Regions from separate parts of the Homo sapiens genome. Here region 1 is linked to region 2. Evidence: chromatin loops called from intact Hi-C (ENCODE). Cell type or tissue: endothelial cell of umbilical vein. All regions are shown on one strand. Links, peaks and the distances in the headings refer to the core of each region. The heading gives the core; the rest is flanking DNA. Region 1 overlaps ADAMTS3 (ADAM metallopeptidase with thrombospondin type 1 motif 3). Region 2 overlaps LOC105377273 (a long non-coding RNA gene).

The links. Peaks named below come from ENCODE experiments on the same cell type or tissue, not always from the same donor. Only the 100,000 strongest peaks of a DNase experiment are listed, where the experiment ranks them.
Region 1: a loop joins it to region 2, with 4 times the contacts of the local background. A loop is called at or near these places in 1 of 110 quality-filtered maps.

Annotation. Positions count from the first base shown.
Region 1 is chr4:72,317,651-72,323,041 of GRCh38, forward strand. It overlaps ADAMTS3 (ADAM metallopeptidase with thrombospondin type 1 motif 3), which reads right to left. Exons shown (of 22, transcript NM_014243.3): 6 at 5,364-5,391; 7 at 3,064-3,220; 8 at 2,208-2,313; 9 at 1,682-1,825; 10 at 922-1,054. Among named protein-coding and RNA genes, the nearest start is that of ADAMTS3, 250 kb to the right of the region's middle. In endothelial cell of umbilical vein, for the core only: no CTCF peak of the experiment used is centred there; a DNase peak (open chromatin) is centred at 2,201; H3K27ac peaks cover 345 bases.
Region 2 is chr4:72,969,551-72,974,941 of GRCh38, forward strand. All of the region lies in intron 1 of LOC105377273 (a long non-coding RNA gene), which reads left to right. Among named protein-coding and RNA genes, the nearest start is that of COX18, 97 kb to the right of the region's middle. In endothelial cell of umbilical vein, for the core only: no CTCF peak of the experiment used is centred there; a DNase peak (open chromatin) is centred at 2,221; H3K27ac peaks cover 2,672 bases.

The DNA.
Region 1 (5,391 bases), core at 53-5,052, 650 kb before region 2:
TCAGATACATACTATCATTATCCACATATTACACATGAGAAAGTAGTCCAGAGAGATTAAATACGGTGCCCAAGTTTATATATTTAAAAAGCATCAGCTGGGCACAGTGGCTCACGCCTGTAATCCCAGAACTTTGGGAGGCCAAGGCGGGCAGATCACAAGGTCAAGGAGTTTGAGACTAGCCTGGCCAATATGGTAAAACCCCGTCTCTACTAAAAATACAAAAAAATTAGCTGGCGGTGGTGGTGCATGCCTGTAATCCCAGCTACTCGGGAGGCTGAGGCGGGAGAATTGCTTGAACTCAGGAGGCGGAGGTTGCAGTGAGCTGAGATTGCACCACTGCACTCCAGCCTGGGCGACAGAGTGAGACTCCGTCTCAAAAAAAAAAAAAAGAAAGCGTTAGATCCAGGACCTGACCCACTGTCCTGACCCCCATGGTATGCCATATGATTCTTTTACTAGACTATACCAGCACAATCCTTCCCTATGGTCACACATACATGGAATCCTGCCATCAAGCTAAAGAAAAGCAATAAATCTAAGGCTTAACAGTCATCTTCTCTGAAGGTCACAAAAAGCAGGGGATGCAAAGAACATGAAGATTTGAGCCTGGCAGCCTTGGTTTCAAAGTCCAGTTCCCCTGTTTACCAGCTGTGTGCCTTAAGCAAGTTGCTTAATCTCTAAGTCTTGGCTTTATCTTCTGTAAAATAAAAGTACATCAGCTCTCTGCTAGTCTGTCATGAGAATTAATTAAGACAATATATTTAAAGCATTTAGCTGTAGCACACAGCAACACAATGAACACAAAATAACTGCTAGATATTATTATACTTGCACCAGTGAGTCTGTAAATCTCACCAAGCAGGAGCTACACAAATAGATTTCGAGCTGCAAAATCTACATCAACTGTGAGCAACATACCGCGGTGCACATTTTATAGCCAACACCAAAATCAAAACGACATTGCTCATCCATAGAATAATTGATTCCAGGAAGTTCTGGGAGTTTAGGCCAATCATGATCAAAAGGGTCATCAAGGAGACAGTCATAGGAACTGTAGGAAGAAAAATATTGCATGTAGTTAAATGTTCACTTAAAAAAATCATGTCCTGATTTAAAAAAAAGTAGTCTTAGCTTATATACTTTAGAATTTCATCCCAGATCATACAGCAAATTTGCAAAAACATGTATTTAAGGTTTTGGTTTTGGTTCCATTTAGAAAAAGACTCTTTACCTGTATTCATGCCAGGAAAGTAAACCAAGCATGACTTAGGAATGTAGTAGAGCCACGATTATTTGAGTCACTAATTAAACCACCACATGGTGTGGTAGGGCACATCCTGACACCTATACTGTAGAGCACAGCTCGTATCATATGCAGAAACCACATGACCATCCTCCCCCCATCCTCAAGTTTGACCATTAATCAAAGATTCGATAACAATTTACTAAAGGAAAATTACATTACAGTTAAAAGTTTACTTATATTCTAGACTTATGGCTTCAAGTATTGTGACTCCATGATAAAATTTTTGTGCTGAATGTTCTAAGTCATAAGAAAATGTTTATCAGTAATAGTTTTCATTTACTGGGAATTTTGCTATGATCAAGTCCTAAGAGTCAGTTTCATGTCTGTAGGCTATAAAATAAATACTTTCATGACATGCAGCAGGGGACATACTGGATATATCTTTTCAGTTCTTGACCACTGCATCGGGACCAGTGGTAACGATGGAATGCTGCTTGTACCAAGGGAGCCATGACACTTCCCATAGCAGTCTCATCACCACACCTGTTGCCTTGTCCATCATGCTCCATTCCCAACCTAGAACACAAAGAGACCTCAGTGGTAAGAATCAGGGGCTACTGCCTTCACTTAATTTTGGTTTTGAAAATAAGCCCTGGGAAATAACGTATTTTTGAGTCAACGTGGCTTTCTTGAAGAAGTCACAGAAACGGAAATTGACAGCAATCTGACAGAAATGCCTTTCTTATTCTATAGCTCTGAAAACCACAGGAGTGCCTCTGCAAGCCAGTCACTCATTTAGTTTCCGTGCATGACCTCTTCTCTGTTTGCAGCTCTTCACACTTGGCAAAAGACAAGAATTGTATGCTGGCATGCATTCTGCCCAAAGAGGAAACAATACTGGGAGAAGCAGGAAAGAAAAGATCTTTTTTTGGCTTTATAGCTGTCAGCAGTGACTTACACATGGCCCGTTTCATGGGCTACTACAAAAGCAGATGAAAAACCATCCTCATGATTCAGGGTACAACTTCTCACTGGATGACACATGCCGGTGACTGGAGCATATCCTGTAGAGAATAACAATTACTTTTATTTTCATTTTATGAGAAAACCCATTAAGAATTACAACTGGACTTTTGCCTAGGGGGAAAAAAGTAAAAGCCTTTCAGGAAACAGGGGTAGCATTATTTCCCTACTAGCATTGTGTCACATTCTCTTGGGAAAGCCACAGGTAATGTTCTCTAAAAAGGTTCACTGGGTCTGCATTTTCTCCTTTCCTAAGGGAAGGAATGGCCTGGGGTTACCATTTTCTTCTGCCCACCAGCTAAGCCCTGCCTTTCTGTTTTAGTAAATGGTCCTTCATATCGTGGTACTGATGAAGGAAGCCAGAAATTCCATCAATGTTAAAAAGAAAATCATCAGTCTCCTTCTTCCAAAGTCCACATCAGAATTTATTAGATAAATGTAAGCTGACTTTGGAAGAAAGCTCTTTGGCAGCAGTCATTTCTCATGGCATCTCTTTTCTCATTCCAAACAGTTAGTGGAAATCACACTGCATTTTACAGCACCCCCTCCATGCCCCAAATGCACAATCACTATTTTAAAAGCAAGTATAATTTACGATGGTATTTAAGTGGCATTTAACATTGAGAACTCCACATAAGTCACTGTAAGCAAAAGAAAGAAAATGTATGCTTGGCCGGTGTGTGGTGGAAAGCAGTGGTGGAGAGCAGAACATTTGAACAGACTGCCTGATTTAGGATTACTTTTTAAAAGTCATGCCCTCAAGTATTTCTTCTACATATTGACAGCAATACCTTGCATTCCAGCAGGTCCAAAGTCTTGCCTGGTTAAAAAAATTGCATGGTCATGGTGTTCAGAGTGGTTGAGATCAGATCTTTGCTGTTGGGACGCCCAGCGACACACATTCTCCAAGCTTCTGGATGGGTTTCCCCTTTCTATGAGGCTGATGGACTAAGTGAAAACAATATGTTAAAGACACACCTGACAATTTCCCAAAGGCTTCGTTTGATAATTTCCTCTGAAGCTGAATTTGGGATTAAAGTATTTAAACAATGATTCAATAATATTTGGGGCTTATTCTGATATTTGCTTTGATTTGTGACTTCTAAATGCCCATGAAGGATATTTTAATAATAATCAATTTTACCTGTGTGAAAGTCAAATGATACCATTTATGAGAATGGTTTTGTTATATTTGAGACAGAATCTCACAATTTTACCTGTGGGAAAGTCAAATTATACCATTTATGAGAATGGTTTTGTTTTGTTTGAGACAGAATCTCACTCTCTCACCCAGGCTGAAGTGCAGTGGCACCATCTGGACTCACTGCAACCTCTGCCTCTCGGGTTCAAGCAATTCTCATGCCTCAGCCTCCTGAGTAGCTGGGATTACAGGCGCCCACCACCATTCCTGGCTTTTTTTTTGTTTTTTTTTGTATTTTTAGTAGAGATGGGGTTTCACCATGTTGGCCAGGCTGGTCACAAACTCCTGACCTCAAATGATCTTCCTGCCTCAGCCTCCCAAAGCATGGGAATGTTTGATACTGAGATTTGCTATTGTGAGGCAACTTAACATTAATCATTTAGGTAATAATTTTAGTAGTCTAAATAATTTCTGATTTGGCTTAGATTTCAGTTTCATAGAATTAAGAACAAAAACATTGAGAAAGATTCTGGCATGTTTTTCCAGAGATGTGAAGGTATAAAATCTTAGTTAAGATTTTTGTTTATTTTTTACGATCCAGAATTAATCAACATGTGGGGAGAATATGAATTCTTCCATGAGTTGACAAGGCTGATGAAATCTTAGTCTATGGAGAACCATCAAATTATATTAACTTTACACTAAAAAACAAAAACAAAAACTCCCATTTTTTTTTTAACTTCATGCTACTGAAGAGGGGTGGACTCTTCCAGTTCTGATATAAGAAAATAAGTTCTTTGAATGTTGCTACCATCACATTAGGGTCAGGAGTTAAAAGTTCAGGGGGGAAAAGGGCCCAACCTTCAAGAACTCACTAGCCACACTTCTCAGAGTAGTTCTGATGAAATGAAAATTTGAACTTGGAACCAAAAATTAGTCCCTATTTGACTGACAGGCGAATTTTGTTATAGTTCAGCAAATGTTATTACCAGTGTTTACATTCTTAATAAAATCAGTTTCCTTTTTTAATATACGGATCACATACTTTTCCAAACAAATGCTTTAACAACCAATTGGAGGCTGTTATTTCCAGCTGGAGTTAATTCATATTCCTTGTTGGCAATATAAAATAGATTGATGACACTCTATCATTATAAAATGATAAGTGGATGTTAACTGTATAATGAAATGCAAACACATGGATTTTTCCTATTTCCTAAATGTACAACTTCGTTAATATTTCATAATCAGGAGGATTAACTATGGGAGAGAGATGTGTAATTTTAAACATCAAGAAAGTTGTCAGGCTAGTCGTTTCCTGTATGTTTCCTCCTTAAAGGAGCTAAACTCAATTATATTACATGAAATGCCTACTATGTGCATTTTTATCCAACTCTTTGCTTTTGAAAAAATTAAAGCTCTTTTAAATGAAAAATATTCACTCTGCACCTTCCTCTTAAGTGGAAAGATATATGTATATAAAATATTGTTTTTAGCGAATCAAGAGAAGACAAAGATCTTTGTCTTTTTTCTTCATTATATATTCCAAGCACCTAGAAAATGTCTGGCACTTAGTAGGCATTCAATATAATCCCTTCTAATGAATAAATGAAACACACACTCGATGATAACAATAGGCTAAGGAAATTCTCTCTCCTCATAATAGTATCCATTCATTTCCATTCATAAGTCACACCTAAAGTCAGGGTAATTATCTACCTCTTTAGACAGAAATAAATAAGCAAGTGGCAGCTGCACAAAAATCATTCATAATCTGCTCAAATTTGGAAGTCTCCACTCATGTGGCAGTTTCTTCTCCTCAATTTCAAGCAACTAGGGGTTTATATGGAATATATCTATGCCTTAAGTTAGATGTAGCTTGAACAATTTAGTCTTCTATTTGCTAACCCAGTCCCTAATGTTTATAATTCATGTTTTAAGACATTTTACCTTTGCATATCCCAGCATTATCATGCGC
Region 2 (5,391 bases), core at 300-5,299:
TAAACTTTTTTGACCTACTTTGTCAGAATTTTCATAGGTTTACCTTTGGTTTCAGCTAAAACATCCTTATTTTGTCTAAGTAGGCCATCCCAATTCTTCCTAACTGTAAATTCAGCTCATGCTCTCAGAATAGGATCCTTTCCCCCTAAGGCCTTTGCTTTCCATTTAATACCCTCTGATACTTTTCTCCAAAATCCCTATAACAAATATTAACTTACATGCAAGGAAAGCAAGCAGAGTTTCAAAATAGGCCAGGGGTGGCATTCTTAAAAATAACTCTGAGGAACAACATTTGTATCCAATAAAAACATGAGCAGAATTGAAAATACTTATGGTGTGGGACTTGTACATTTATCTGCTCTTTGAAAAGGTAAAATAAACTGAAAAATTCCATAAAAATCCAAACCAAAAGTCACCTGCCATCACCACCACTCTGCCCTTTCCAATAAACACTTATTGGCAGAAGCAGGAGGGAAGTCTATGTTTCTTGCCTCTTGAAGTGACAAGCACATTCTTTCCTCATTCACCAAGCTGCTTTTCTCCCTCCAAAGCTCCAGCTGTTCTCAAAACCCAGACATTGTTCCCTTCACTGGCTGGCCTCTAGCTCTAACTCTCAGCCAAGACTGCTTCTCCCTGAAACCTCTCAGGGACACTAACAGCCAGGACTTGGAAGGCTGTGCCTACTTAAAGAAAGTTGAGTTTTTGGCAGGGAGAGAAAGAGGGAGAGAAAGGGGGAGAGAGATGAATGGGAAACACTTTGTGTCAGCACAAAAACTCAAACAATCGTGTTTGGACAATGCCTGGTGCTCTGAGGCTGCCAAGTGATGGTTGATGAATCTCATAGTGGTTTTCAGATTTTGAGGCTGTGGGATCTTTTCTCATTGTTGTACACAGTCTGGGACCCCCAAGTTCTACTGTGGAAAATATGAAATACTTACAAGATAAATATGCCAATTATGACTACAATTTCTTTCTGTTATCATATGAATATGAACACCCATAGGACCATGAGATATTTGGAGAGGCGGGGGCGTGGATTTTTAAACCCTTTCATGTATATAAATAAGCTCCCCAAAGGACAATGTGAATTAATTCTTCCTCAAAGATTATAAGAAGTGGCTTATTTATGTTTCTCCAAATTAATATTCTTCCTTCATTGGTCGTAAGTGTGATGGTGATGGGAGAAAAGGAATAAAAGGCACATTTGTTCACTTCCAAGTCCAATGAAATCAACACTCAGAAGAAAAGGCAAATACCTGCAACTTTTTAGAAATTCTGGTTTTTAGAAAATGTTAAAGCTGTCCTATACTCAAACTATCCTGACCTGGCTAGTAACCAAGAATCATTTTTTTAACTTTACACAAAGCTGTTAATCACTGTCTACAGCACTTCTTGAAATTACAACACATTGACTTGTCATGACATTCAGAAGAGATGTTAGCCAAAGACTCACCAGTTGAACTAGTTAGAATATAGATTTGTTAATGTGTGAAAAGGACCTAAAAACAGAGGAAAGACTAGTTTCTTTCTCACTCTCATAACGGTATGACTGCGCACCATGCAGAGCCAAGAATTCTGGCTGTTTCTATCTGTTTCACCATCCCAAGGACATCTCTGTCATCTGCATGGTCTAAGATGATCTTCATTTCAGCCAAGAGAAGTAGAAAAAAGGAAAAAAAAAAGGGAGAGTTCACCACTTCCTTGTAAGAAAATTTGCACGTATCATTCCCACCTACATTCCACCAACCATAACAAGGTCATGTGGCCATAGTCTGAAAAAATATTCTTTATTTTGGGCATCCATGTGCCAGCTAAATATCAAGAAATCTATTGATTTAGCATAAGAATTGGCAAGCTATATCCATGAGCCAAATCTGGTTTTAAGTGAGCTGCAAGCTAAGAATAGTTTTTACATTTTTAAGTGGTTAAAAGAAAATCAAAAGAATAATAATATTTTGTGATGTGAAAATTATGTGAAACTCAAATTTCAGTGTCCATAAATACAGTAGTACCCACTCATCCACAGTTTCTGCTTCCATGGTTTCAGTTACCCTACGTTCAACCGTGCTGGGAAAATATTAAATAAAAAATTCCAGAAGTAAGCAATTTGTGAGTTTTATATTGTGTGCTGTACTGAGTAGTAGGATGAAATCTTGTGCTGCCCTGCTTCATCCTGCCCAGGATGTGAATCATCCCTTTGTCCAGTGTATCTGCACTGTAGATGCTACATTACTCATTAGTCACTTAGTAGCCATCTCAGTTATCAGATCAACTGGCCATTTTGTGGTATCCCAGTGCTTTTGTTCAAGTAATCCTTATTTTACTTAGTAATGGCCCCAAAGCACAAGAGTAGTGATACCGGCAATTCAGATGTGCCAAAGATCAGCTGTAAAGTGCTTCCTTTACATGAAAAGGTAAAAGCTCTGGACTCAGGAAAGAAAACAAATTGTATGCTGACGGTGCTAAGATCTACAGTAAGAATGGGCCTTCTATTGATGAAATTGTGAAGAGTATATTGTTATAATTATTCTATTTTTAGTTATTGTTCATCTTTTACTGTGTCTAATTTATAAATTAAATCTTATCATAGGTATGTATAGGATAAAAATATAGTGTTTATAGGGTTAATACTATCTATGGTTTCAGACACGCTTGGGGCTCTTGGAATGTCTCCCCTTCAGATCAGAGGGACTACCGTAAATTTTTATTAGAAGGGAGCCATGGTCCATTTACATGTTGTCTATGGCTGCTTTTGTGCTACAATGGCAGAGTTGAATAGTTGTGACAGACATCATATGGCCCACAAAGCCTAAAATGTTTATTATTTGGCCCTTTATTTAAAACATTTTTCCGACTTCACTTTGGAGGAAAGAATAAATCAGGTATTGCTGGACAACTAGCTAACTCAGCCATACCAAAGTGGTAAAATTGATTGGAAAAGGGGGTGGGCTTTGAAAGGGGTTGCAAATGAGCTGTATTTGTTTAAAAGCCTTTAATATAGTAGCATTGTTTATCCATTTATGCATTGAAAATTACCCCAAAACTTAGTGGTTTAAAACAATAAAAGTGTATTATTCAGTTTCTGTGAGTCAAGAATTCAAGAGTGGCTTATTTGGGTGGCCCTGGCTCAGATTCTCTCATAAAGTTGCAGTTAGGATGTTGGCATGGGATAAAGTCTCATGTGAAGGGTTGACTGGGGCTGGAGAAGCAACTTCCAGATTGATCATTCACGTGGAAGCTAGCAGGAGGCATCAGGTGCTTGCCACATGGGCTTGTCCTGCATGGCTGCTAGCTTCTTCCACAGTGAATTACGAGACAGAGAGACAGAGTAAGCAGTAAGCCACAGTGCCTTTTATATCATCTTCAAAGTCTCATGTTGTCACTTTCATTATATTATTTTCATTAGAAGAAATTCATTAAGCCTACTCCAGCCCACACTCAAGGTAAGGAGAATTATCTTCCACCTACTGAAGGGAAGAATGTCAAATAATTTGGGGGCATTTAAAAATCATCACAACAGTATTTGAGATTGTTTTAAAAAGCAGATAATTTGTCTTCAGATAATGCTACAGACATGAGGCTAGTGATTATGAAATAAGCCTAAGTTATTTGACCAGGAGAAAAGGATAGAGGCTTATGTTAGAGATGGCAATCAGGTTTTAGCTCTCTCACCTACCACAATTAATTGGTAGTAGTTGCTTAGAGTACTATGTTGATAAGGATTCTGATTAGTAGCTATCAAATACACATATTTTCTATCAGAGTAAAAAAACAAAAGTTCAAATAATGAGAATTTGGAGAAAAAGCAATTTATGAAGCATGTCAAAGTCTCCAGAAAGCTTATAAAACCATGGCTCTTGGGCAGCTTGTCCAGGATGTTTCTCTGGAGTCCTGGTTTCCCAGGAGAGATTCCCTTTCTCCTTCCCTCCCTTCCTTCCATCAAACCATCCTTCCTTCAACAAGCACTTATTGAGTACCTATGTTTTAGACATAGGTATTCTCAGCTGGGTGCAGTGGCTCACGTTTGTAATCTCAGTGCTTTGGGAGGCCAACGTGGGAGGATTCCTTGAGGCCAGGAGTCTGAGAATAGCTTGGGCAATATGATGAGACCCCATCTCTAAAAATAAATAAATAAATTTAAATTTAAAATAAGTCATAGGTACTCTGGCTGCCAGAGATAGAATAAGAAACTAGATAAATATCTCCCTCTCATGGTAAAATACAAATTTCTGTCTTCTGTAAAATGTCTGAAATTTTATTTTCCTTTTAAGAAGCCATACATATTATTTCTGATTACCATCTCATTACACTAGATATTTTAGATTAACATTAAATAATAGTGGTGATAATTCTTGCTTCCAATCCCTCTATTGCAGGGTTTACCAGAATATGCATCATGTAACAGCATTTCCACTGGGTGTTAATAGACCTCATTTGAATAGAAGGGTTTCATGATCATATAAGGCTGGGAATGCTGAATTTTAAAATGTTAAACAGATTTGTCTACTGTAGGCAACTTTAATGTGCCCATGGTCCAAAAAGATGGTGTAACATGCTATACTCCCCAAAGTTATTTGAGTTTAAAATGTTGTGTGTTTTTGTTTTGCTTTTACAAAACGCTTGTTCAGGTGGTCTGGAAAATCCTGCAGGAGGAAATCTAAAGTCATTAAGTTTCTTTATTTCCCTTTCAGTCACATCAGCTCTCTTTTGTTTCCCTAAGATTGTAGAGTTCATTGAAACACATAAATGTCCATTTCTACAACAATATACAAATCCTAGCTAGAAAGGAAATAGTGGTAATTACTCTCATGTAGTAATTATTTAATGTCTGGGTATTTTAAAACCAAACAAGTATTTAAAAACACATAACATCATTATAAATTCATTACAAATATATAGGATGTTTGCACATACATACAATTATATAAAGAAATGTGTGTATGTGTGTGGTGTGTCTCTGTCTGTGTGTGTGTGGGGTGTGTGTGTGTGTGTGTGTGTGTGTGTGTGTAACACTTTGGAGTCAAAACAACTCTCCAGTTACCTAGAAATATATATTTATTAAACGTGCACAATTGTCAGACAACTTATTAGTCATTAAATACAATAATGAGAAAGAGAGAATGCATTACAAATGTTAATTCATTCATATAATTAATAGCTCAAAGGATTGTAGGGAGAAAATCACTAAGCACATCATTACCATAATGGCTAGCTCATAAATAAAGTACAGAATTCAAAATGAGGACATGTCAAGGGCTCTGCACCATTTAGGATTTATGTGTACTGTATGTAACAGATATCTGATGACAGCGGCTTAACCAAACAGCCTCGCATAATTTGCCTTCCATAAAAAGGAAGTGCAGAGAAAAGCTGTGCAGTGGGGTCATGGTG